2 separate regions of the Homo sapiens genome follow, and region 2 is linked to region 1. Evidence: chromatin loops called from intact Hi-C (ENCODE). Cell type or tissue: HCT116. All regions are shown on one strand. Links, peaks and the distances in the headings refer to the core of each region. The heading gives the core; the rest is flanking DNA. Region 1 overlaps AP2S1 (adaptor related protein complex 2 subunit sigma 1). Region 2 overlaps ARHGAP35 (Rho GTPase activating protein 35).

The links. Peaks named below come from ENCODE experiments on the same cell type or tissue, not always from the same donor. Only the 100,000 strongest peaks of a DNase experiment are listed, where the experiment ranks them.
Region 2: it touches region 1 in a loop (6-fold over the local background); 84 of 110 quality-filtered maps call a loop at or near these places.

The regions. Positions count from the first base shown.
Region 1 is chr19:46,839,543-46,842,448 of GRCh38, reverse strand. AP2S1 (adaptor related protein complex 2 subunit sigma 1) reads left to right here. Exons shown (of 5, transcript NM_004069.6): 3 at 2,871-2,906. Among named protein-coding and RNA genes, the nearest start is that of AP2S1, 9.8 kb to the left of the region's middle. In HCT116, for the core only: a CTCF peak has its summit at 1,774 (motif pointing right); a DNase peak (open chromatin) is centred at 1,778; H3K27ac peaks cover 1,056 bases.
Region 2 is chr19:46,990,095-46,993,000 of GRCh38, reverse strand. All of the region lies in intron 5 of ARHGAP35 (Rho GTPase activating protein 35), which reads right to left. Among named protein-coding and RNA genes, the nearest start is that of NPAS1, 28 kb to the left of the region's middle. In HCT116, for the core only: a CTCF peak has its summit at 1,656 (motif pointing right); a DNase peak (open chromatin) is centred at 1,660.

The DNA of each region.
Region 1 (2,906 bases), core at 407-2,906:
GATCAGCCCAGTGCTAGGTTCACAGCAGCACTGAGACAGCCTTGTGCTGCTTTGGGACTCATAGCCCAGGAAGGAACACAAGCCTGTCCTAGACAGTGACAACCACAGTAGGCAGGGCTGGGATCGAGGAGCCTGGCTGGGGGAGGGCACCTGACCCAGCCTGGGGGTCTGGAGGGCTTCCTGGAGGGGACTTGTGAGTGAAGATCAAAGGGAGGAGTAGGCAACTGGAAGATGCGGGCTATCCCTCTTGTTATTATTATTATTATTTGAGACAGGGTCTCACTCTGTGCCCCAGGCCGGAGTGCAGTGGTGCAATCATAGCTCACTGCAGCCTCCGCCTCCCAGGCTCAAGGGATCCTCCCACCTCAGACTCCTGAGTAGCTGGGACTACAGGGACCTGCCACCACGCCCAACTAATTTTTTGTATGTTTTATAGAGATGGGTCTTGATATGTTGCCTAAACTGCTCTTGAACTCCTGAGATCAAGCCTTGGCCTCCCAAAGTGCTGGGATGATAGGCATGAGGCCCGGCACCTGGCCGTCGTCCAATCTCTGTCTGACTCGCACTGTCCCGCCTCCCGCTTTCCTTTATTAGCAGCCCAGTGAGGACATTGGTCCCGCCTGAACCATCCAGGATTATCGCCCCATCTCATGCTTCTTAACTTCGTCACAAGTTGAGACTGCAGAGTCCCTTTTTGCCATATAAGGTCCCATATTCACAGGGTGTGGGATTAGGATGTGGATGTCTTTGGGGGCCATTACCTGTGCCAGCCCTTTGCAGGGCAACATGGAGGACACAGTGTGACAGCTCCAGCTTCCCCCACAGGCTCAGTCCAATGGGGAGACAGACCCATCCCCAGACAGTGGCGACCAGCAGTGGTCAGGCTGGGGCAGGGCAGGGGTGGGGCAGTGGCGTGGGATGTTCAGAGGGGACACCTGCCCCAGCCTGCAGGATGAGAGAATGTGCTTCTCTGAGAGAATGTAGCTGGAGGAGAGATGGGGGTCTGCAGCAGATCCCTGAGAAGCCTCGAAATTTAAAACAGGAAGGGAGGCTGGAAAGATGGAGCAGTAGCTGGAGGCGGAGGAGGGTGAGAGCCAGAAAAGCTGGATTGCAAGAAGAGAGGAGCACTGATGATCAGTGTCAGCTCATTTACCCGTGGATTACATGTAGGCCTTACTGTAATCACACCAGAAAACATACTCAGGCTGGGCTCACGCCTGTAATCCCAGCACTTTGGGAGGCAGAGGCAGGTGGATCATCTGAGGTCAGGAGTTGGAGACCAGCCTGGCCAACATGGTAAAACCTCATCTCTACTAAAAATACAAAAATTAGCCAGGCGTGGTGGTGCACACCTGTATTCCTAGCTACTCAGGAGGCTGAGGCAGGAGAATTGCTTGAACCTGGGAGGCAGAGGTTGCAGTGAGCCAAGATTGCGCCGCTGCACTCTGGCCTGGGCGACAGAGTGAGACTGTCTCAAAAAAACCAAAAAACAAAAAAAACCCTGAAAACATGCTTGGAGTATAGCAATGAACAAGAGATTGAGCTGAAAAAATGAGTAAAAAGCTATTAGCTGGGTGTGGTGGCGCGCCTGTAATCCCAGCTACTCGGGAGACTGAGGCAGGAGAATCGCTTGAACCCAAGAGGCAGAGATTGCAGTGAGCCGAGATCGAGCCACTGCTCTCCAGCCTGGGCGTCAGAGCCAGACTCAAAAAAAAAAAAAAAAAAAAATGCCGAAGACTGATGCTGGCACTCATAGCTGTCAGCAGGTGGCGACACAGGCACACCCCAGACCTAGAGCTGCTGTTTTTTTGTGTTTTTTGAGACAGGGTCTCCCGGGCTGGAGTGCAGTGATGGGAACGTGGCTCACAGCAGCTTTGACCTCCCAGGCTCAGGTCATCTCCCCACCTCAGCCTCCCGAGTAGCTGGGACCACAGGTACACGCCACCATACCCAGCTAAGTTTTGTACTTTTGTATAGATGGGGTTTCACCATGTTGCCCAAGCTGGCCTGAAACTCCTGGGCTCAAGTGATCCTCTCGCCCGGCCTCCTGGAGTGCTGGGATTTTTTTTTTTTTTTTTTTTGTAATGAACCTGACATTGAGAACATATAGAACTGAACTGGATTTTCAGGTTTTGGCCAAAGACATTGTACTTTGCAACCCAGTATGCATATATATCTGTCTTTGTCTACTTAACACGCGCATAAAATGAGAATCCATGTCCCTGATCCTGGCATGTTTGTTCACGGTGTGTGTCTGTGTTACTATTGCTAACTGTGTATATCGCATTTCAGTGAGGGCAGGACAAGGACCCAGGATCGTCTTGGTGGCAGTGGTAACCCTCCTCCCCACACTGCCTATCACAGGCCTGGCATAGAGTAGCTGCTCAGGAAGTATTTGTTAAATAATTGAGTTAATTAATTCCAGGCTAAGGGATGTGACTGTCTCCAGAGGTAGCAGGAAGTCACAGAAGGGAGTGGCAAGGTTGCATGGACACTATTGAACACGTCAGGCTCCCGCCCAGCCCCGGGCTTTTGCTATCTGCTTAGAACATTCCTGCCTATCCTCCAGCTCTCAGCTCCGATACCCCCTCCTCCAGGAAGCCCTCCTGACTCTCCAGGATCAGAGGGGGTTAGGCACCCTCTTTGGGCTCTCACAGCCCATCCTGTCCATTCTGGGGATGCCTGCCCCCGCTGCACTGTGAGCAGGGTTAGGGCTGTCTCGGTCACTGCTGTGACCCCAGCACAGGGCCAGGCACAGAGCTGGGCCTCGGGACCACGTATGGAGTGAAGGAGTGAATGTTTTGGCCCCACTCTGTCTGGCACGTTAGGTCCTGGCAATCTCCGTTGCTGACAGCCTCTCTGTTCTGCAGTTCCGGAACTTTAAGATCATTTACCGCCGCTATGCT
Region 2 (2,906 bases), core at 130-2,629, 150 kb before region 1:
AAGCACCCCCGTGCCCTCGGGCAGCTATGTGGACAGATCAAAGGAAGGCAGGATCCCAGAACCAGTAACGTCCCAAGGCAGCTGGTGAACAAGAGCCCAGAGAGCAGCAGGGCCGTCCCCTGGTAACCTAGGCTGCACTGTTATCTCTAGCCCCAACAGTCTCATCTGTCAAATGGAAAGGCCGAGACAATGAGCTGGCATCCTGAACCATGTTCGGGTCACACATCCCCTTCAACAATGTGATGAAAATGACTGGTCTCTCCTTAAATTAAAAAGACTGAATTTTGTGAGCTATTACAGGGAGTTAATGCGGACCCTGGAGCCACAGGTCCTTTGGTCCTGACCCTCTGGCTTGAGACGGAGCCAGCTCTAGCACCCCTTCCAGCACAAAAGCCATAGGACAGGGCCTGTGGACACCAGCTGGACGGGGTCGACTCCAGATAGGCAGGGAGGAGGGAGTCACAGAGACGGGGAGAAACCAGGCAAGAGCGACTCTTGAAGGTGGGGGTGGGCTACAGGTAGGAGACAGAACAGGCAGCGCAAGCCTTTTCTTCTGCCTCCTGAAACCCTGGCCCATCTCCCCTGTGAAGCCCTCTTCCTCGCGCCTTCCTTGCTGGGGTTTGTGCACTTCAAGCTCAGCTTTGCTCTGTCTTCAGAGAACTTCATTTGCACCCACGTACGCAGGGACTCAAGCCCCGGCTTGCCACTCCCTAGCGGTGTGACCCTGGGCAGGCTGTATCACCTCTGAGAAGCTGTTTCCTTCTCTGTAAAATGGAGATGTATTATAATACCATCTTCCTCAAAGGAAGATCAGTGGTGGGAATCAAGTGCCTCGTGGAGAGCCGGGCCCAGCCTAGGCAGGCACACAGGCCATGGGCGGTGCGGTTGCTGCTGCTGTTCATTTCTGAATCTCCCACGTGTCACCTTGAGTGTGGGAGGAAAATAACTGGCAAATAATCACAAACGTCTCTATTTTGCGAGTACATTTTCAGCAGTGTTCAATATTGTGAAATTCTGGAGCTAACAAAACCATTTGCTAGTGACCTTGATATTTGTTGTGATGGGATTTGAAACTGGTTCCAAGGCCTGAACATATAGAGACACAATTGCTCTCAGGGATTAAGTAGAAAGAACTGGTCAAGTTGATGTAGCCATGGAAACCCCAGCCAGTCTGGGAAGAGCTACTTTGGGGCACAATCATCTTTTTTCCATAATATCCCTTAACACTACTAACTTTTGCACTGCCTGGTATCTGCGGCTCAGTTGAACCTGGCCCTGCAACATCCACAGCCCAGCTTTTCAGTCAACTGCTATGGCCGGGAGAGGTGCCATGTCAGCAAGATCTTCTCCTCTCCCACCCGCTTCGGTCAGGTTCAAGACAACGGAGCCCCCGCTGAGTACCGTCGGGGACAGGAAACACACAATGGGAAGAGGAAGTGGGAAACCTCCACCCTTTCCCAGGCTGCTGCAGTAGCAGCGGCCAGAAGCCACCTCCTGAGCAGTGGAAGCTGGGTGAGAGCTGCTGTGGGAAGGGTGGCTGATTCCCTATCAATAGCACCTCCCGTTCCTGCCGGCCCCACAACCCTACACAAAAAGGTGCTGTGTCAGCAGTTCCCGCAGAAACAATGGGGTTCTGCCGGGTGGCAGGATTTCACGCACCTCTAGATGGCGCCAAGTCAAGACAAATGCAGACAGGAATTCCCGGCTTCCAGCAAACTGGGTATCAGTCTACGCCTTCCTCTTTTCCTAACTTCCACTGTGAGACAAGCTTCCGTGGAAAGAAAGCTGGCTCCAGAATAGAGATTTCCCATGCGACTTCACATCTGTGCCTGCCTGGAGCCTGCTGGAGAAGTGACTGCTGGGAAAGCCTCTATCTTCAGACAGCAGGATCAGGGGAGAAGCCTGCAACTGTCCCCACCCACTAACTCCCCTGGAGAAACCCTGACTCCCGTCTTCAGAAAGCAGGCTACTCTATGACCCTCCCAGGAGTACCACGCTCTCCTGCCCCATCCCTGTGGGCTTAGATAGGGTCAGGAGCTGTGAACAATTCCAGTCAGCTAAGAGAGTGTGGACAGAATAAGGTGAAGGTGGCATCCAGATTGTGAAAACAGACACCATAGGAAGTGCAGACCCTGGAAGGATGAGCTTGGAGGCCCCGCAGCCCTGTCACTATTGAGGCTCTGACAGTTCAGGGGTGGGCTTCTTGCACACCTGTCTCCTTCAGATGCTACTAAGAGTCAGTGACCCAGGACTCGGGGCCATGCTGATCCATCACCTCCCTCAAATTTCTGCCTACACCATCAGGCTTGTGAATAAATTGTGCTTGTTTAAAGCTCCCTCTTTAGAGGTGGGCAGTGACAAGATGAGACTAATGTCTTGCCCCTGAGGAACACGTCTCCTTTCCTCTTCCCCACCCTCTGGTTGCTGGATCACAGGTGGCTGTGATCTCTGGGCAGCTAGCAGAGACACTCCCTTCTGCAGCTGCACAGCAAGGGCTGCTGCTGGGTCTTGGCCTGCCAGAGGCACAAAGCAGGAAGGCTGCTGATGACTTAAAAGGTAGTGAGGGCCACATGGTGGGACGCTCTGAGAGGTCAGGCATCCTCTGTGGTACTACACAAAGTCCAGGGAAAGGCTGGCCAGTGAGAAGGCTCGCCCATCTGGACAAACACCTCTACAGAGAGGCAGGCTGGGGCAGGAACAACTGATGAGGCAAGGTGGCATGGCACACAGGATACCATTAAAACCAGAGGTGCTAATTTGCTACAGCATCAAATGATTACTTGGCCAGGGCCACTGGAGTCATCTCTTTCCCTCCAGAGGCCGGCTTCCTAAGAGGCTGTAGGACCCTAGACCCATGTTAACTTCATTACATGAGAGGTAGGAGAAGACAGGTAAGAAGAGGGGAA